Linked DNA regions of Homo sapiens: region 2 is linked to region 1. Evidence: chromatin loops called from intact Hi-C (ENCODE). Cell type or tissue: A673. All regions are shown on one strand. Each heading gives the region's core, and the rest is flanking DNA. Links, peaks and the distances in the headings are about the cores only.

What was found. Hi-C counts contacts between places; a loop is a spot of excess contacts. Peaks named below come from ENCODE experiments on the same cell type or tissue, not always from the same donor. Only the 100,000 strongest peaks of a DNase experiment are listed, where the experiment ranks them.
Region 2: it touches region 1 in a loop (9-fold over the local background); 12 of 110 quality-filtered maps call a loop at or near these places.

What each region holds. Positions count from the first base shown.
Region 1 is chr13:36,977,002-36,987,226 of GRCh38, forward strand. It overlaps ALG5 (ALG5 dolichyl-phosphate beta-glucosyltransferase), which reads right to left. Exons shown (of 10, transcript NM_013338.5): 6 at 8,626-8,739. Among named protein-coding and RNA genes, the nearest start is that of ALG5, 17 kb to the right of the region's middle. In A673, for the core only: a CTCF peak has its summit at 4,371 (motif pointing left); a DNase peak (open chromatin) is centred at 4,340; H3K27ac peaks cover 2,826 bases.
Region 2 is chr13:36,276,740-36,286,964 of GRCh38, forward strand. CCDC169-SOHLH2 (CCDC169-SOHLH2 readthrough) reads right to left here. Exons shown (of 16, transcript NM_001198910.2): 2 at 6,853-6,963. The coding sequence starts at 6,867. CCDC169 (coiled-coil domain containing 169) reads right to left here. Exons shown (of 8, transcript NM_001144981.3): 3 at 6,853-6,963; 4 at 6,730-6,770. Among named protein-coding and RNA genes, the nearest start is that of CCDC169, 16 kb to the right of the region's middle. RefSeq lists a silencer at 1-47. In A673, for the core only: a CTCF peak has its summit at 6,283 (motif pointing right); a DNase peak (open chromatin) is centred at 6,322; H3K27ac peaks cover 497 bases.

The DNA of each region.
Region 1 (10,225 bases), core at 752-8,751:
AAATACCATGTAATTTAACTAAAAACAAATCAAAATCCAAAAAACTTTCTTTTACAAATCTCGTTTTTATCTCAGCATAAGTCCCCAAGAGCTTTTAAGAGTTTTGTGTATCTGAAGAATTCTGATGTAAGAGCTGAATCCCTGATACCAATCTCACTATCAGGTAGAATTAATCTAAACATTTTTTCAAAAAGTTAGCTGTTCTTCAGAAATGAAAGATATCTTTGTTTTAAAAACTGCCCATGTTAGAAAATGTCTGTAGACATGGAGTCTCTTTCTTTTAAACCTCTTTTGGAGTATAACTGAATTTCCCATGGTTTTTTAAAATGAGTATTTAAGTTACTATGACAGTTGGCTTTTAATAAGTGAGGCAGGTGTGGTGGCATGTGCCTGTAGTCCTAGCCACTAGGGAGGCTGAGGTAAGAGGATTGTGGCTGAGTCATGATGGCACCATTGCACCCCAGCCTGGGCAACAGAAGGAGATCCCAACTCATTTAAAAAAACAAAAAAATAGGTGCAGTGGCTCATGCCTATACTCCCAGCACTTTGGGAGGCTGAGGCAGGGGAATCGCTTGAGGCCATGAGTTCAAGACCAGCCTGGCCAACATGGTGAAACCCCGTCTCTACTAAAAATACAAAAATCAGCCAGGCATGGTGGCACACACCTGTATTCCCAGCTACTTGGGAGGCTAAGGCATGAGAATTGCTTGAACTCGGGAAGTGTAGGTTGCAGTGAGCTGAGATCATGCTACTGCACTCTAGCCTGGGCGACAGAGTGAGACTGTCTCCAAAAAAAAAAAAAAAAAAAAAAAACAAAAACGGTGGTAAGAAGTAAAGTATATATTATCTTCTAGCAAGAAATGCTAAATCAATCAAAATCTTTCTCAGTATTTTTTTTTTTTTTTAATGGAATCTCACTCTGTTGCCCAGGCTGGAGTACAGTGGCAAGATCTCGGCTCATTGCAACAACCACTTCCTGGGTTCAAGCGATTCTCTTGCCTCAGCCTCCCGAGTAGCTGCGATTACAGGCACGTGGCACCATGCCCGGCTAATTTTTTGTATTTTTAGTAGAGACGGGGTTTCACCATGTTAGCCAGGATGGTCTCCATCTCCTGACCTCATGATCCACCCGCCTCGGCCTCCCAAAGTGCTGGGATTATAGGCATGAGTCACTGCGCCCCACCTTTGTTTTTTTTTTTTTTTTGAGACGGAATCTCACTCCGTCACCCAGGCTGGAGTGCAGTGGCACAATCTCAGCTCACTGCAACCTCCGCCTTCTGGCTTCAAGAGATTCTCCTATCTCAGCTCCCAAGTAGCTGGGATTATGGGCACGTGCCACCACACCCAGCTAATTTTTATATTTTCAGTAGAGATGGGGTTCTGCCACGTTGGCCAGGCTGGTCTCAAACTCCTGACCTCGGGTGATCCGCATGCCTCAGTCTCCTGAAATGCTGGGATTACAGGCGTGAGCCACTGTGCCCGGTCCTCAGTACTTTTTAAGTTAAATATTTTCACACAATTTACTGGAGAAAAGGAATAGATAGAGATATAGCTAATTTATATTAACAATCATAAACAGTAACAGAATTGGATCTGATGAAAAAATATCAAGCACAAAGATGAATGTTAGCCGGGCGTGGTGGCTCACGCCTGTAATCCCAGCATTTTGGGAGGCCCAGGTGAGAGGATCACTTGAGGTCAGGAGTTCAAGACCAGCCCTGGCCACCATGGTGAGACCCCACCTCTACTAAAAATACAAAAAAAGTTAGCCGGGCCTGGTGGTGGATGCCTGTAATCCCAGCTGTTTGGGAGGCTGAGGCAGGAGAATCACTTGAACCCAGGAGGCAGAGGCTGCAGTGAGCTGAGATTGTGCCACTGCACTCCAGCCTGGGTGACAGAGTGAGATTTGGTCTCAATTAAAAAAAAAAAAAGGAAAAAAAAAGAAAAAAAGATGAATGTTAATAATTACAGGTACTGGTTGAGTGCTGAACACATGCTAAACACCTGACATACATTTCCTTATTTATTTATTAATTATGGAGTCTTGCTCTGTAGCTCAGGCTGGAGTGCAGTGGCACGATCTTGGCTCGCTGCAACCTCCACCTCTTGGGCTCAAGTTATTCTCCTGCTTCGGCCTCCTGAGTAGCTGGGACTACAGGTGTGTGCCACCATGCATGGCTAAGTTTTTGTATTTTTAGTAGAGATGGGGTTTTACCATGTTGGCCAGGCTGGTCTCAAACGCCTGTCCTCAGGTTCCCAAAGTGCTGGTATTACAGGGATGAGCCACTGTGCCCGGCCACATTTCCTCATTTTAATCACTACCTCAGAGTTATGGTGTCTAAAACAAATGACTTTGGAGGTTGAGTTCTCTTTTGGAAGCCTGCTTTTCTACCCATATATTGAGAGGGTGAAACAAACATACCAGCTTCTTAGACTTGCTCACATGGTCCACAAAAAAAGGGAGAAGGACTAACTGTCACATTCTTTTAAGGAACCAAACCATGCACGCAGATATGAATCATTGGTATACAAAACTAGAACTGGCCAAGGATTACTATATTAGAGATAGAAGAGCATTCAGGGTCATTAGTAAGCAACCCAGCACTCCAGACTGAGTTGTGCGTGTAGTTAAGATCTGCTTCCTATGGTTCTTCTTAATGTAATTTTTCTCCGTATCTTTTTCATATCCATTAATTCTAGTCATCTGTGGGCTTAAAAAACTAAAAACTCAGCTTGTTAGAGCTATGTCTAAATCAGAATTTAAGGGCCAGGCGTGGTGACTCAGCCTGTAATCCCAGCACTTTGGGGGCCAAGGAGGGCTGACTGCTTGAGGTCAGGAGTTCAAGACCAGCCTCGGCAACATGGTGAAACCTCATCTGCTAAAAATACCAAACAATTAACCAGGCATGGTGGTTTGCACATGCACTCTCAGCTACTCGGGAGGTTGACACATGAGATTTGCTTGAACCCTGGAAGCAGAGGTTGCAGTGAGCCAAGATCGCATCACTGCACTCCAGGCTGGGTGACAGAATGAGACCTTGTCTCAAAAAATAATAATAAAAAATAAATAAAATAATTTAAAACCTAAGTCACAGCCTGAGAAATGACTCTATGATCATGAAATACACACTTTTTAGCATTTATTTTGCCTGTTAGGGATTTTTGATTCTATTTAGAAAAGTTAAGCAACTGAACAAGTGATCATCATATACTTTGGGATTATTTTTTGAAAAAATTTTTTATTATTTTTTGAGACAGAGTCTCTCTCTGTTGACCAAGGTGGAGTGCAGTGGCGCAGTCCCGACTCACTGCAACCTCTGCCTCCCAGGTTCTAGTGATTCTCATGCCTCAGCTTCCCGAGTAGCTGGGCTTACAGGTGTGCGCTACGACACCTGGCTAATTTTTAGTAGAGACGGGATTTCGCTATGTTGGCCAGGCTGGTCTCATACTCCTGGCCTCAAACGATCCTCCCACCATGGCCTCTCAAAGCGCTGGGATTACAGATGTGAGCCACTGTGCCTGGCCAGCATATACTTTGCTTAGAAAAATTACTAAAAAACAAGCATATTTTTAAAAAGAGGTAGACTAACTACCAGTTAGGAAACTGAAAATCTGAGAGGAAAGCTTTGCATATTAAAAAACAAAGATGTGGGAAAAGAAAATACAAGTAAAATATAAATGAAAGTTTTGGCTGAGCGTGGTGGCCCATGCTCCTAATCCCCACAATTTGGGAGGCCGAGGCAGGCAGATCACTTGAGGCCAGGAGTTTGAGACCAGCCTGGCCAACACAGTGAAACCCCATCTCTACCAAAAAACACAAAAAATAGCCTGGCGTGGTGGTGCGTGCCTGTAATTCCAGCTACTCGGGAGGCTGAGGCACGAGAATCGCTTAAGCCCAAGAGGCAGAGGTTGCAGTGAGCTGAGATTGAGCCACTGCACTCCAACCCAGGTGACACAGGGAGACCCTGTCTCAAAAATAAAATAAAATAAAATAAAATTTTTAGTATGAAAATGTAAATGCCCTATTTTATTTGTATGTATTATACAAAGCTCTACTTAAATTATATACATGTAGTTTAAAACCTTACAGGAGCACTTATTATCAGAAAAGAAATTGTAGGCAACTTTTGTAAGATGACTTTGTATAAGAATCATCAGAACCAGAACATGTAACCTGGTTACTCTAAGAGGAAATACAAGCAAGTAGTAATAAATTTCTTTTTGTAGTCATTAAAAAAAAATCAGCTAAGAAAGAAGACATTAGAAACCACTGTAAAACGTACTAAAGAAATGACTTAAATGGTCAAAGCAATATTGTAAAAGATATTTAAGCTAATGACTGCCATCTAGTGAGACAGTCACGTAATTATAGGACTTGACTACAAAACCCACGTTCCTGTTTCATTATTTTCTGAACTATTTCAGTCGCTATTTTTATTAGGGCTTAGGGAAATACATGCAAGGCATGCTTATCAAATTTGTGGCTTAAATGAATTGAGAAAACAGCTATTGCCCTAAGATAGAACAAGAACCTACACTTTTAGACACAGAAATCTAACAAGTTGAAGTTGAGATAACTAGCCACAATTCCATTCCTGAAAACAAAGCAAAAGAACACAGAAAGAAATCCACACCAGTATAGAGATGGAGAGACAAAGTTCAAAGGCAATGAACAGGAAAAAGAGTTGGCAATACCTGTACGAAGTAACAATGTAATGTGGAAACCAAATCCACACGAACAGACACATCTTCAGTGGAAAATTATAAGAAAAAAATATGCTATGTTTAAAAACTGTAAGAACTGGGCCAGGCGCAGTGGTTCATGCCTGTAATCCCAGCACTTTTGGGAGGCCGTGGCTGGTGGATCACGAAGTCAGGAGATAGAGACCATCCTGGCTAACACGGTGAAACCCTGTCTCTACTAAAAATACAAAAAAAAATTAGCCGGGCATGGTGGCAGGCGCCTGTAGTCCCAGCTACTGGGGAGGCTGAGGCAGGAGAATGGTGTGAACCCGGGAGGCGGAGCTTGCAGTAAGCTGAGATTGCGCCACTGCACTCCAGCCTGGATGACAAAGCGAGACTCTGTCTCAAAAACAAACAAACAAACAAACAACAACAACAAAAACCGTAAGAACTGACAGCCTAAAACAGAGAATACACATGGAAAACAGCTTTGACTCTCTGAAGGGCTGTCACAAAGAAGTGGAGTAGATAATTTTGTGTAGCTACAGAAGACAGAAACAATGGAAGGGGGTGATTAAAAGGAGACATATTTGCATTTGGTGTCTAGAGGAACTTCACAGCTGAGCTGAGACAGAATGAGCTGCTTAAGCATCACTAGAGCTATGCAGTAGAGGCTGAAAGATCACTAGGTAGTTGTAAAAACTTTCCAATATTGGATAAATGATTAAATTAGATTTAAGAGTCAGCAAACTATAGCCTGTAGCCCAAATCTGATCTGCTGCTTATTTGTGTAAATAAAGGATGTATTTTATCTATGTCTACTTTCATGCTACAATAGAGCGTTGAGCAGCTGCCACAGAGGCTGACTGGCTTTAAAGCTGAAATATTTACTATATGGTCCTTTACAGAAAAAGTTCTCTAACACCTGAATTACATAAGTAAGAAGATTTCTTCTAATTTCTCTATGCATGTCAACTTCAGAATGTAAGTTTTCTGAGAGCAATGACTGGCTGTTTATAAGCTTTGTCAGAACCATATTTTTCACTGGGTGGATCCAAAAACTATGAATTTTGTAACTTTAACCACCTATCATTTATTTGCCTCCTTTCCACCTCCTGCAAAGAGTATTACATGATGCATATTAATAAAACTTACTAAATTTAATTCAAATTAATTCAATTGAGCTGGGACACTTAAATAATTAGGGATACTTTAAGGTGCTGTAAAACCAAGGCTACGAATTAATAGCTTAATGATAATCACATGCTTTAATTCTTTAAAACTTAACATTTCTAGTAACAGTGTAGTAAATGGGATTATGATAAGGAAAAAATATGGCATCAGAACTCCTTTTCTTTACAGAGTAGTATAAAGGAACTAGATTTATAAGAATAAAGTTCAGATTTTTGTTTTATTGTTTGGTTCACTCCCTAACATCAGCAAAATCATTTAAATTATCTTTGCCCTACTGCTGAATGACAAAATCAGCTGCTAAAAATCTGATGCCTTATGCCCTCCCTCCCACTGAGTGACTCCCTCTAGAAAGATAATGCAAGGGAAATATTTATCAAGTTTCTCTTGGGGTCCTCTGGAGAAAATCAGGAAATCACACCAAGTAACTTTATGAATGAGATTTTCCTTTTAGCCTATCATGATTTACTAAGATGTTGGACATGAAATACTTTTTTAGTAAGAGTGAACTACAACATATCCAACAATAAATTCATATCATGTTATAAGCCAGAGAACTTTTTGTGATGATGGAAATGCTATACAACAAGCGGGGCATGGTGGCTCACTTCTGTAGTCCCAGCTATTCAGGAAGCTGAGGCAGGAGGATGGAGTTTGAGTCCAGCCTGGGCAACACAGTAAGACCTTATCTCCTTTAAAAAAAAAAAAGGTAGCTTTTAGCAACAAGTAATTTAAATGTGGCCAATGAAACTGAGGAACTAAATTTTCATTTTATTTAAATTTAAATAGACACATGCAGCTAGTGCTACTTGTCTGAAGAGCAATGGTATGAATATCTTTACAGCTAATTCTCTTAAGAATTATATTAGTTGATTCACTTAGAATCTTAAAAAAACAAAAAACACCTAGAAAAAAACAAAAAAAACAGCTAGAAATACAAGGGATGGGGATGGATGATGGTGGGGGAGAAATATACTTCACAAAGTGTGGAATTAAATAAATATTTATTTCTAGAAGGATATGCAGTGAGTTTTTCTGTAATTATTATTAAATTTGGGGGGGCCTTATATGTTTACCTTTTTGTGTTGTTTGGTTTGGTTTTTGCTATAACAGGATCTTAATAAATATGTAATAATATTCAGTTCTAAACTAGGTCTATTTCATTCATAGATAGTTTTACATATTCATCTTATTTTGGTCTCAATTTGTTTCCTTAGTTCTGTAATTTTTTTTTTTTTTTTGAGACAGGCTCTTGCTTTGTCACTGAGGCTGGAGTGCGGTGGGGCAATCACAGCTCACTATAACCTCAAACTGCTGGGCTCAAATGATCCTCCTGCCTCAGCCTCCTAAGTAGCTGGGACTAGACGCATACACCACCACACCCTGTTAATTTTTCTCTTATTTTTACAGAGATGGGGTCTTGTTATGTTGCCCAGGCTGGGCTCAAACTCCTGGCCTCAAGTGATCTTCCTGCCCTGGCCTCCCACAGTGCTGGAATTACAGGCATGTAAACCTGGCCTGTAATTTTTCTTTTAATACCATTTTGTTGTTTTGTCATCTTACCTTTGAAGACCTGTGTTGCTAAATTCTTATTTTCATTGTTTTATTTCTTTAGCCAGAATACTTGCATGTAATTTTGTCCTTTTCCTTGGATTACACTGTCTTAAATCTTTTGTATGCAACTTTAATTCTTTTTTGTGTAATTATATGTTGGTGTGATTGCCATTTCTTTCTTTTATTTTGTCATGATTAACATGGGCAGCTCTCCTACAGTAAATGAACATTCTCCTTGATGTACCTGTATCTCTTCCCCCTCTAAACTAGAATTTCAAGGCCTGAGTATTATATCTGGACTTGAGGGTAGACGGTGGGAAGGCAGGGAGGAGGGACCCTCCCCTGGAGCTCTACGTGGCTTTGTTGGTTACTTGGGTTCCCTGGTCTTGTGAGATTTTGTCGAGTGTCTTGAACAAGGTACACTCCATCCAGGAAAGGATCTAGTCACATGGATCTGTGTCCCCAATTCAGCTTACAGTCCTGAAAAATGGCAGACCTCAGCAAGTTTTCTTGCTTCTGCTGAAATTCTGACGTATTGTGTGGTGGTAGGTATATTGTTTGACATATTGTGTGATGGTAGGTATATTGTTTGATGTTGTCCAAGGGTGCTTTTTCATTCTCTTATTCATTTTTTCCAGATTGGGAAGTATTTGGCAAACGCTCAGGATCCTGAGCGTTTGCCAAATTCATCTTATTTCTCTAAATGGCTTTTAAAAGGTAGGAATGGTACTAGGATTTTATTTCTTTCCTCAACCTCCACTTTTTGAAGTTATGGTGTGAAGTTTCAAATAATCCTTTTTGAGTGATTGCTGCTTGTGATTTTGTTTGTTTCATCAAAAACTGGATTCTGTGATCCAGCTTCATTTCACATCTTTACCTGGAATTCAGGCTATACTTTTAAATAAAAGTCTTAATTGAATATGCACAATAAATATTAAAACTTGGGTAGAAGCAATCAGAAACCAAGAGAGAGAAATGGTCACAATATTAAATAAGTAATTGTCAAGTGAATCTCATAAAATCAGACAATATTTGTAACAAAATGATCAGTTCCTCTATGGGGCTGTACCATTTGTATAAGGATTTCATACCAAAAACACTCAGTTTTTAAACTGATAGGTAAACTCTCCTTTAACTTTACTTTAGCTCTCCTGCATTCTTGACTGAATGTTATTTAAACTACATTCTTATACTCACAGGCCAAGGCTGTAGATCATTTAGCCCCTTTTCTAATTTCTCAACATCTGGAAACTTTGTGGCTCCATCAGCATCTGCCATAAGGATCTTTTCTCCTCGAGAACTGAATATACCCTGTATTTTAAAATTTCAAGTCAAAGAAAATTGGTTAAAACTCAGGTTAAATTCAATGACACTTCAGTCTGTTCTACTTAAAATACCTAAGAGTGAAAGATGAGGTATGAGATGGCTGAAGGAGGCCAGAGTTCACTGAAAACAAATTACCTGTATATTAAGATCTTCTCAAATGAACCTATTGCCTATCTTCATTATTTTAAAAACTTTGTGAAGTCATACTACAAATATCTTGGAAAATACCAAGATAATAAAATAGGTTTGGACAAATTAAAGATATTCTGCATCACAAAGAATAAAAAACGGACAGTACGTATCATACATATTATATGTTTATCGTGTCATGATGCTTAAAATGAATTACGGGCTACTTAGAACCACATATAAAGAACATGTTTATAGACAGATTAAACATTCTAATATATAGATATGCTGTGAAATGCACAGGTCTTTAGTATCATTTATTATAGGATCTAAAGTTTACTAAATTAATTAAAGAAATAAAAAGTGTCAATAAACTTTAAGAATTATGCATAAATCCAAATGTTATGTTATGCCATTTGCGGTATTTGAAACAGCAAAATTATGCCATTCAATTCTGAATTGGCTGGTCTTTTGTGCAAATTATGGCTCCATGAGTGCATATTTCATACAGAAATAAACTGCACATCAACTTTTAATTTCTCTGATGTATTTGAGTGAATTCCTTATTTCTTACGTGCAAATATATTTATGGTTTGATATAGTAAAATTGCTTTGATAACACAACATAGTGTGACTATAGGTAAGACATATACAAATGTAGAGAGAAATCAGATCATTTATTCTATGGTATAATAAGCTAACTAGTTAGTATCTGTGATGTCTTTTTAATCACACCCATTAGAACAAATGCAAAAGGCTAGGTGAGATGACTCACACCTACTACAATCCTAGCACTTTGGGAAGCTGAGGTGGAAGGATTGCTTGAGCTCAGGAGTTTGAGACCAGTCTGGGCAATACAGTGAGACTCCATCTCTACAAAAAAATTTAAAAAATTAGCCTGATATAGTGGCACATGCCTGTAGTCCCAGCTACTTGGGAGGCTGAGGTGGTAAAAAAACTGGAGCTATTAGTCTGAAATGGGGCAAAAAACCAGTAAGTGACTAATTTCAATGATGCGTGATCAAACTTGTTTAAGCCTACTTTCCTGTTCTACCGTCTATGGCCTTCACTTTGCTGCAGCTCCTTGAAAAGGCAGTCTACCATAGCAACTCCCATTTGTGTTTCCTCAGTCATATTTTATACCCATTATTTCTCATGTGCCTCACTGCCTTAAGATTTCCTGATTCTCCTTTTCTCTGTAACCTCCTCTTTGCCAGTTTAATGGCTTCAGGTTCAACTATCATCTGACATATGTGGATGACTCACTCACATCCTCTCTCCTAGGCTATTCTGGATACCACTGCATGTTGTTTCAAACTTAACATGGCTCAAACTCAACATA
Region 2 (10,225 bases), core at 1,469-9,468, 700 kb before region 1:
ATACAATTGACTACAGGGATATGGTGGGGCTTGTTGATAAGAGCCATTACAGTAACTTATCACAAGCAAGGCTGTATTCCACATCTTTCTCTGAGGGATATACATCCCCTATATCTGTTGATCTTAAGTTGTGCTCTGTAATAGAGCCTATTGTGAGGTCTGCCAAAAAAATACAAATGTCCAGGCCTTACTCCAGACCTACCAAATTTCTGGGGAAATCCTCAGAACGTATACTTTTAATATACATTAGTATACATACATAATGTATATAAAAGTATACATTAAGCAGCACTATTCACAATAGCAAAGACATGGAATCAACCCAAATGCCCATCAATGATAGATTGGATAAAGGAAATGTGGTACATATACACCATGGAATAATATGCAGCCACAAAAAGGAAAGAGATCATATCCTTTGCAGGGATATGGATGGAGCTGAAAGCCATTTCCCTCAGTAAACTAATGCAGGAACAGAAAACCAAACACCCCATGTTCTCACTTATAAGTGGGGCCTGAACATTGAGAACACATGGACACAGAGAGGGGAACAACACACACTGGGGCCTGTCAGGGGGTAGGGTGGGGGAGTGGAGAGCATTAGGAAAAATAGCTAATGCATGCTGGACTTAATACCTAGGTGATGGGTTGATAGGTGCAGCAAACCACCATGGCACATGTTTACCTATGTAACAAACCTGCACATCCTGCACATGTACCCCAGAACTTAAACATTAAAATTAAAAAAGAATATACCTTTAATATATATTAATATGGCTACAGGTCTTTGCTGAACATACCTGGAAATTCTTGGAAGGAATTTCAGGTAGGCACTAAGTCCCGTTTTGGTGAATGCACATGTTAGAGACTAGAAAATGTACACCCAACTAGCTCAAGGGAAGTAAAGGTTCTGCACTTTTTATTAAGAGGGTTAAATATCAGCTGGGTGAGGTGGCTCACGCCTGTAATGGGAGGCTGAGGCAGGCGGATCACCTGAGGTCAGGAGTTCAGCCTGGCCAACATGGCAAAACCCCATCTCCACTAAAAATACAAAAATTGGCTGAGCGTGGTGGCAGGCACCTGTAATCCCAGCTACTCGGGAGGCTGAGGCAGGAGAATCGCTTGAACCCGGGAAGCTGACGTTGCAGTGACCCGAGATCGTGCCATTGCACTCCAGCCTGGGCAACAGAGCAAGACTCCGTCTCAAAAAAAAAAAAAAAAAGATGTTAAATATCTAATGAATTCTATTATAGTTTTGAGAAGGTACCAAAAGATTCAGAAGATTCACAACTTATATAACAGCACAGCTTAATAAGTGAAAACAGATTGCACATCTTTGGGCCTTATGCTTATCCCTTCCAAGTTGATTGGGGTTAATTTCACAACAGACTTGTTTTAATAAAATAGTACTTTTCCTTTATCAAGGGAAAACAGAACAGGAACTAACAGAGCTTACTATGTCAGGCACTATGTTATTTGTTTTATCTATCTCTAATAATCTTCACAGTAACCCTGCATGAGAGTTTAATTAACTCAATTTCACAGATGAGGAAATTAAGCCTCAGAGAGATGAAATAACTTCCTCAGTGTCCCATAGTCTGAATTTGAGCCATGATGGTCTGATTCCAAAACCTACGTTTCGAGGGAAAATAGGTTATACTCAGTACATTTTCTCACCCCTACTCTTCCACTACACACCACATCACATTTTCTCCTATGTCCTAGCCTCTAATTGGCACTTCTTTCTTCGCTTTTGAATAATTTGCCTGAACTCTGGACAACGTGTTTTATCCTCTCCTACAGCAGAATTTTCTAGAACATTCTTTTCCTGAACATTCATAAAGCCTTCCCCTTCTTGACTTCTGTGATACCATTCTTCCAGTTGTCCCCCCATCCTTTCTCAATATTTTTCCTTCTCAATAATATTCCCTAAATTGCCTCCTAACACTTTAAATGTCAGCATTCCCCAGGGTTTCAACCTCAATTCTATTTTTCAGACTGCATATTTTTCCTGAGCAATCCCTTGTAGTTTCATGACTGCATGTGACACTTATGACTTGGTGATCTCTGTTTTCAGAGAAGCAACTTTCCATAATCCAAAACTATTTTCAGTTGCTTCCAAACCACTATCACCTGTGTAATACACACAAACAAAACTAAACTTACCATTTCCTAACATCCTAATTTCAATTTCTATTATCCTGTTCATTGTAATCCATGAAGTTATTCAAGCCAAAACTCTCAATTGTCATTAAATTCTCTTGCAGTCTTACCCAATATCTAAGTATTCATGAAATCCTCATTCCTAAATAGATCTTTAATCTGTCTCCTCTGCTCCATCCCCATATAATACTGCCCAAGCTAAAAAAAAACCCACCTTCCCTTACCTAGACTACGACAAAAGCATCCTAGCTGGTTTCTCTGATTCAATTCTAACCCACCCTGAGGAATCCTTTCTTCATGGTGGTTGGGGTGGGGGTGGGAGGATCTTTCAACCTCTATATAAAATATTTCAATAGCTTCTTATCATATACAAAAAAAATTCACACTCCCTACCATGAATACCAAACCCTTTATTATTTAGCCCCTGCATATTATTTCCAGCTTCATCGCTCATCATCCCTCTTATTTATTCCAGACATACTGAACTAACTGTAGAGCTGGGGTGTCTTTAGACAGACTGACCCAGAAATACTTTATAATAATTTGAAAATCTACCTATCTTATGATTTTAAAATTCCACTTCTAAGAACATGTATACTTGAAGCAGTGGTTCTCAAACTTTTTTATTAGAATTACCTGAAGAGTTAATAAAAATATAGAGGTGGCAAGTAGGTTGAAGGACAGGACTTGGCCTTTGTATTTTTATGAAGTGCCCTAGGTGATTCCATAACCTACCAAAGTTTATGGATCACTGCCTTAAAGCAGAGGCTGGCAAACTATAACCTAAAGATCAAATTCAGCTTCTGCCTGTTTTTGTAAACCAAGATTTTTTAGAATACAGCCCACCAATTAGGTGTTGTCTATGGCTCCCTTTATACTACAGCAGCAGGGTTGAATAGCTACAACAAAGATCAGAGATCATACAACTGCAATGCTGAAAATATTTACTATTTATCCATCTACAGAAAAGTTTGCTAAGCCTAGAGGAACACTTTGCACTGAAAGACACATATAAAGATATTCACTGTGGCAATGCTTGTCATAGTGAGATTTTGAAAAATTCATGATGTACGTAAATAGGCTAATTTACGTAATTCATGATGTACGTAAATATACTAAGGATATACACATATAATGAAATACTATACAACTGATAAAATTTACTAGATCTTTATTAACATGAATGGAATTAAATAATGAGTAAAAGAATGATATGCACAGTATGATACTTTTTATATGCATTTTTATACATACAACATGTAGAGAGATATTAAAAATAAACTGAAATAATATATACCAAATTCATGGTAGTCCTTGCCTATAAAAAGGAAACAAAAAGAAGACAGGGAGGAGAATAAAAGGGATCTCAACTCTATAAATTGTTTTCATTAAAACATTTAAAGTCAAAAAGGGACAAAGATCTGAAGATTTATAAATACTAGAATATGGAGTTGTTTGCCATAATACACTCTGTGGGTTTCAACTCAAAATTAAAACCAGAAACAACCTAAAATACCCAGTTATAGGGAAAAGTAATTGAACATTCACATTCCAACACAATGGAACATAATATATCATTGAAAAATGCACATGAAGAGAACATAACATATGAAATAATTGACTTAATTACCCCAATTAGCATAGGATTCAAAACTGTCCATGCGGTAAGGTTATAATTATATTTTAAACAACAATAAAAACTAGCTGTAATCCTTTTTCACTTTGTTTGTTGGCTGACTTATTTATTTGGTTGTTCTTTTTAATCAATATGTATGCATACAAAAATTACTAAAAACAGAACTGTCTACAGTGGATATGTTTGATTTTATGATATTCTTTTTCTATACCTTTTATTTTCCAAATAATATCAGCTGAATACATGTTGAACGAATATGTATGAATGAATTGAATGAATACATAAAATGAAATGCCTTCACTTTAAATGACTTTGTGTGTGGCAGATACAGCCAACTGTACGCTCACAATCCACTCTTCTCTTCTTCCTGTATATTCAGTAAAACACTATATTTCCTAGCCTGTCATGCACACGAAGGTGCCCATATGATACAGTTCTAACTCCCAATGAAATGTCAAGGGGAATTACTGGGTGCAGCATCTTAGAAAGCTCTTTGAAGGGGAGTAGACGTGACCGGCTTTCACCTTTACCATTTCTCCTTCACCTATGTCTTTTTTTGAATGATAACGTGAAGCAGCTGAGAAGGCGAAGCAGCCATCTTTAAACACGAGGACAAAAGCCACTCACAAATGGATGGCAGAGTAGAAACTTAGGGGAAGCCTGGATTCCTGAAGGCATTATACAGCCACTGCACCACCCCTGGACTGCAAACCTCATACTTTCTGTCACATGAGGAAAAAAAAGAAAAGAGAAAAAAAAAACTTTACTTGTTTAAACCTTTCTCTTACATTCTGCCAAATGCAACCCTTGATACATCATGCTAAAATAAAATTTTAATAAATTACCCCACTGAAAGACACTTAGAAGATAATATAACGTATCTTACCTTCAGAGGAGAAAAGTGAACCTCAAGAAAAAAAAAAGTTGGAGGCACCAACCTATTATCAGAACAAAGACTAAAGCTTCACTCTCACTTATGTGAATAATTTTTTCTAAAATATTAAAATCACACTGAACTTTACATTTCAAAATGGCTGAAACAGGCGGGGTGTGGTGACTTATACCTGTCATCCCAGCACTTTGGGAGGCGAGGCAGGTGGATTGCTTGAGCTCAGGAGTTCGAGACCAGCCTGGGACACACGGTGAAACCTCGTCTCTACTAAAAATACAATAATTAGCCAGGCATGGTGGCATGAGCCTGTAGTCCCAGCTATTCAGGAGGCTGAGGTGAGAGGACTGCTTGAGCTCAGCAGGCAAAGGCTGTAGTGAGCCAAGATTGAACCACTACACTCCAGCCTGGGTGACAGAGTGAGACCCTCCCTCAAAAAAAAAAGAAATGCTGAATGGTAAATTTTAAGTTATGTATATTTACCACAATAAAAGAGAGATAAAATTATATTAAAATGAAGTCCACTTTAATGATATAGTTTAAAGATAACATTTTATACATTTTTGTCAAATAACATATAAAATATTACACATATACTAGTCAACAACGAGTGCCCATCCTTTTGCTACTCATAAGCAAATCTGTAGTTTGAAATTATTCAAAATTAGTATTCAAACTAACACATCAATTTCATAAGTATGTCTGTACAGATTACTCCTAAACACTAAACAATCCACAACAAGGATAAAGAATCGGGAAATTTACAGATGGTATTTGAATTCATACTCTATCCCACAAAAGCAACTAATTTAAGCCCTTTTCCCTAATTGTCAATTTAACAGGAAGCCAAAAATATGTCTGCATTACACAATTATATGTCTGAATTTCACAAATATTATTCTTTATATCAAAGAATAAGACTTAGTTTTGTCCTTAGCTAAGAGGGTCTCTTGACTGGATATAGGATTGTTGGATCCCAATGCTTTTTGCTTAGTAATTGGACACTTCTATCGCTGACTCCTTGATTAGATTTCTAATCTCTGCTGCTCAGACACACCCCTCTTGGATTCATGAGTACCAAACACTCATGAAAGCACCTGTCCAGAGAATAGAGAGGACCAGTTCTGTTTATACTGAACTTTCATTCTCTTTCCTTTCTGCTTGGTCTGTGGTCCCACTCTTCGTTGTGCTAATATTTCTTCAGTCCTTTACTGTGGAGAAATATAATTCTCTGTCTCTGGATCTAAATTATTAAATCTCTTAGAGAACCACATTTTCTTCAAAAATAACACAAATACATCAAGGAAAATAAATGTATTTTTTCCAACATGAATATGTTCCAGAGTCTCAGGTAGTAGTTAGAAAACCAATTAAACGCTCCTTAGATATGCCCTAAGGTATTTTACTAAGTCATACCAGCACTTGTTGCTACTCTCCACAAGGGTGGTGATACCCACTCTGTTGAGCTAGGACTGAGCCTCAGTTATCAAGAAGCAGGTAGACAGAATATTTTATATCCAGTAGGTAGTAATAAAATTCTACCTGCAATTAAGAAAAGGCACTAAGCTTAACATAGCCCTAGCAACTATTTCTAAATGCCACAAGAGGGCGATATAACTCTATGACAGCACATGGGAAAACAATTTTTCGAGTTAGAAAAATTCCTGACTTTCCAAGATATGGAAATAAAGGCATGTCTGGGTTGAAAGTAACAAGCGTGCAAAAGGACTTATTTCTCCTCAATTCATTATTAGCAAAAACACAGTATTTGTCTATATCTTTCTCTGAAGGTTGGCGGTGATTCAAAAAGCAATATCTATACATGCTCTGCTCTTCAGGACACCTGTGAATATAGCTGGCAACTTAGTGCTCCACCTATAGCTACTCAAAAATTATTTGTTGTCCTTCAAACAGATCCCTTGAACAAAACAGTTTATTTGGACCTTGCGCTAGTCTTCAAACTTCTCTTTGAAATACGTCTGGAAAAAATAGACATAATTTCCTTCAATTATTCTTTGTGTTTAATCACATTTCTACTCACCACTGGCATTCGTTCATAGACACGAATAGAAGATAGTCTATCTACAATAAATCAAATATGAGCACTTAATGTTTTATCAGTTTTAACTCAAATTATAAAATGTACATATGATTGGTTTTGTACCTGAAGAGTTTCCATGGATTTTTTCCACTTTCTCCTTGAGATAAACAATTTGCTTTTCTAGTTCATCATTTAATTCAAGTTGTGTCTCATAACGGGTTTTCCATTCACTACCTGAGTAAAAACAGGGAGAAACAATCAAGATCACCCCACCACCTCTCATTTATTCATTAAAATAACATTATGAGCTTGATCTTACTCTATTACTATATTTGACTTTATTGGCAATACAGATCAACTAGAAGGAAATAGTTATTAAGTCTGTATTTCTGTTAGTAAGATTTTCCAGACTGCAAGAATTAGACTCACACTCAGGCTACCAAACAGCCAAACCTTATCACAACTACTGCAATTCCTCTTCTTCCCTACTTCCCACCTGCTTTTTTCTTTTACTTCTTGTGCATCCTTACAATGAATTCAATTAGAGGGAATATCAGGACATGTTTCTTTCCTTGGAACTTGAAATACCCATATATATAATATCCATATATTTCATATATGATATTTCATATACATATCCATAAATATATATATTTCAAGTTCCAAGGAAACTTGAAATACATATTTATATATTTATACATTTTATATATGTTTATGTGTATATAAAATATCCTAAACATTACTAACCTATCCAATGTCATGTTCATTTTTTTTCCTTTGAAAGCAATTCTGAAGTCTGCTGAATAACTATCACTTACGTGTCTGCCGTGTGTAAAGCACACAATGCTTCACATACATTAAGTAATTTAATCCTCATTTTAGAAATGTAGTCACCTATTTTACAAAGATGAGGAAACCAAGGCTCAAAGATGTCAATGTCAAATAACATTCTTAAGATGACAGAGCTAATAAATAAGGGAACCGGGTTTTTAATCCAGTTTTATCTGCCTTTGAAATCATATCCTCTTAACTCCTAAGCTGAAGGAACAATGTACATTTAGCTATCTTCTCAGGCATTTTCTCTTAACCTTAAGCAGTTTTCTTTCACTAAACCCTTTTAGCTATTAAAGTCAAAGCATTTTCCTTATGTCTGGGGAAAAAGAAGAATACAGCCTAAAATTAAAAGGTCTTTGTTCAGATTCAAAGCCCAAAGCTAACTTTTTCGAGTCTTTAAAGTCAGGCTTTGTAGAGGGCAAAAAGATGGCTTCTTTTTCAACTTTAAATGCTCTTCACAGGTCTGAAATAACTGCTGCTACATAACAGTTAGTGGAAGAGTTAAGGAGAAAGAGTATTAGCACATACCACTACCAACCTCCTCAGCCCTGACACAGGTCTCCCTTACACCCTCATCTCTATGCAAATGCGGTCTACCAAAGGGGATGGAACCCCCTCCCATACTGAAACTGAAAGTCATTAACCCAAAAGCTTTGGAAAGGTACAAGAAGAAAGGAGAAGCCCTGAAAGACTAAACATTTACCCAAAAGATACAGTAGAGCTCAACTGTATGGAATCATCTTTATAACTTGCTACCTAAAGTCTCCCTTTGTCATGGTATCCCCTTTCCTAACATGGTAACGGATTCTTCAGAGCAAGATGAGAATGGTTACCAAAAAATTAAAAATGCAATTTATTTTTGGCACATCTGAGTACAGTTTATAAATTTTGACACCATTTTATTTAAAAATATTATTGACTTTTAAGTCAATCATCAAATTTAATTATCAAATATAGACAAGCCAGCCAGGCACGGTGGCTCACACCTGTAATCCCACCATTTTGGGAGGCTGAGGCTGGTGGATCACTTGAGGTCAGGAGTTCAAGACTAGCCTGGCCAATGTGGTGAAACCCCGTCTCTACTAAAGAATACAAAAATTAGCCAGGCATGGTGGCAGGTGCCTGTAATCCCAGCTACTCAGGAGGCTGAGGCAGAAGAATTGCTTGAACCCGGGAGGCAGAGGTTGCAGTGAGCTGAGATTGTGCCACTGCACTCTAACCTGGGTGACATAGCTAGTCTGCATCTCAAAAAAATAAAAATTTTTCTCAAAAAAATAAAATAAGATAGATAGATAGATAGATAGATAGATAGATAGATACATAGATACATAGATACATAGATACATAGATAGATAGACCGACCTATTAGTATACAGTCGTAACCAAATGGAATCCGGCTGCTTGCCACTTACAGAGTCCAATTAATAAGAGCAAGGTCTGGCATAAAGTGGCTTTATTAACCCCAACATCAACATGGGACAACACAAAAGACCCAAGATAGACACCAAAACAAGACACACAGACCTTGTAACCAGCACAACTCCTGCATGCCTCCCATATTAAGTTTCCCTTTGAAAGCCCCCTGCCTTTTCCCTAGAAATTGGACATGGTTATTTTGGATGGGAATCTGGCCACTTGTCCATTATTAGTTTTGGTCAATGAAGTCACTTTCTCTCTACTGGACCTCGCTTTTGTTAATTGAACTATGCAATCAGCACTTACAATTGCTGGTTACAATTTTAGTGTCCCGTATGGTGAGTGCTGTATGCTCCAGGGCCTGAGCCTGCCAGTCTGGTTTCTATCAGATGGGGCATAGGGCCACCTGTGAATACTAGTTGCTGATGGCTAGCTGACCCATGGCTAGGATATTAGGGAATTTCCCAGCAGCTGCCAAGACTCTTTTGTCTTAGGGATCCTCTCTTTTCTTCCTGCTATGGTGTCTGCTACCTTCAATGCTTCACTGGTGCAAAGAAAGTGACCTCTGGAGAAGCTGAGAAACTATGGAACTAGGTGCATTAGTCAGAGTGTACCCAACCACCTTCTGCCTCTTTTGGGGTGTCGCTGGGGCTCTGCTTTATTTAGACTTGGCTGCCAGTGAAACTATATGAGCATTTTATGCATTGGTTTTGTTTGTATTTGCTGCACCCTTGGGCCTTTGCTCAGTTCTGACTCAGTTGCCTGGGGGAGCCATTTGAAACTGAAATGAGGGATTTCGGAGTCTACACAGCCCCTTAACCAGGGATTTGTTTGGATGCACACCACCTGTTTGTCCGTGTGTGAGATCTTTGTGCACCCTGATCTCTTTGTCTCTCTTTCTCTCTCTCTTTCCCCTTTTTTCCAACTTCATCATCCTGATTATCTCAGAAGCCATCTACAGCCCTACTCTTCTCAGCCAAAACCACCCTTCGCTCCCTCTGGCTGGAAACAGTTTACCTTGACTGGTGACTTGAGGAAATGGGAGGGATTCATCCCACACCCTTCAGTTCTAGGGTGCTGAGGCTCTCCCTAAGAGGAGATAAACAAGAGAGGTAGGGGTACTGTGCAGTGGCTGGAAGGCTCATAAACCTCCCTTCCTTCTTTTCTCTTTCCTCTTCCTGCCCATAAAACCTGACCTCCTTTCTCCTCTCCACTCCTTTCTTTTTCTCTTTTCCTGTTCAAACCA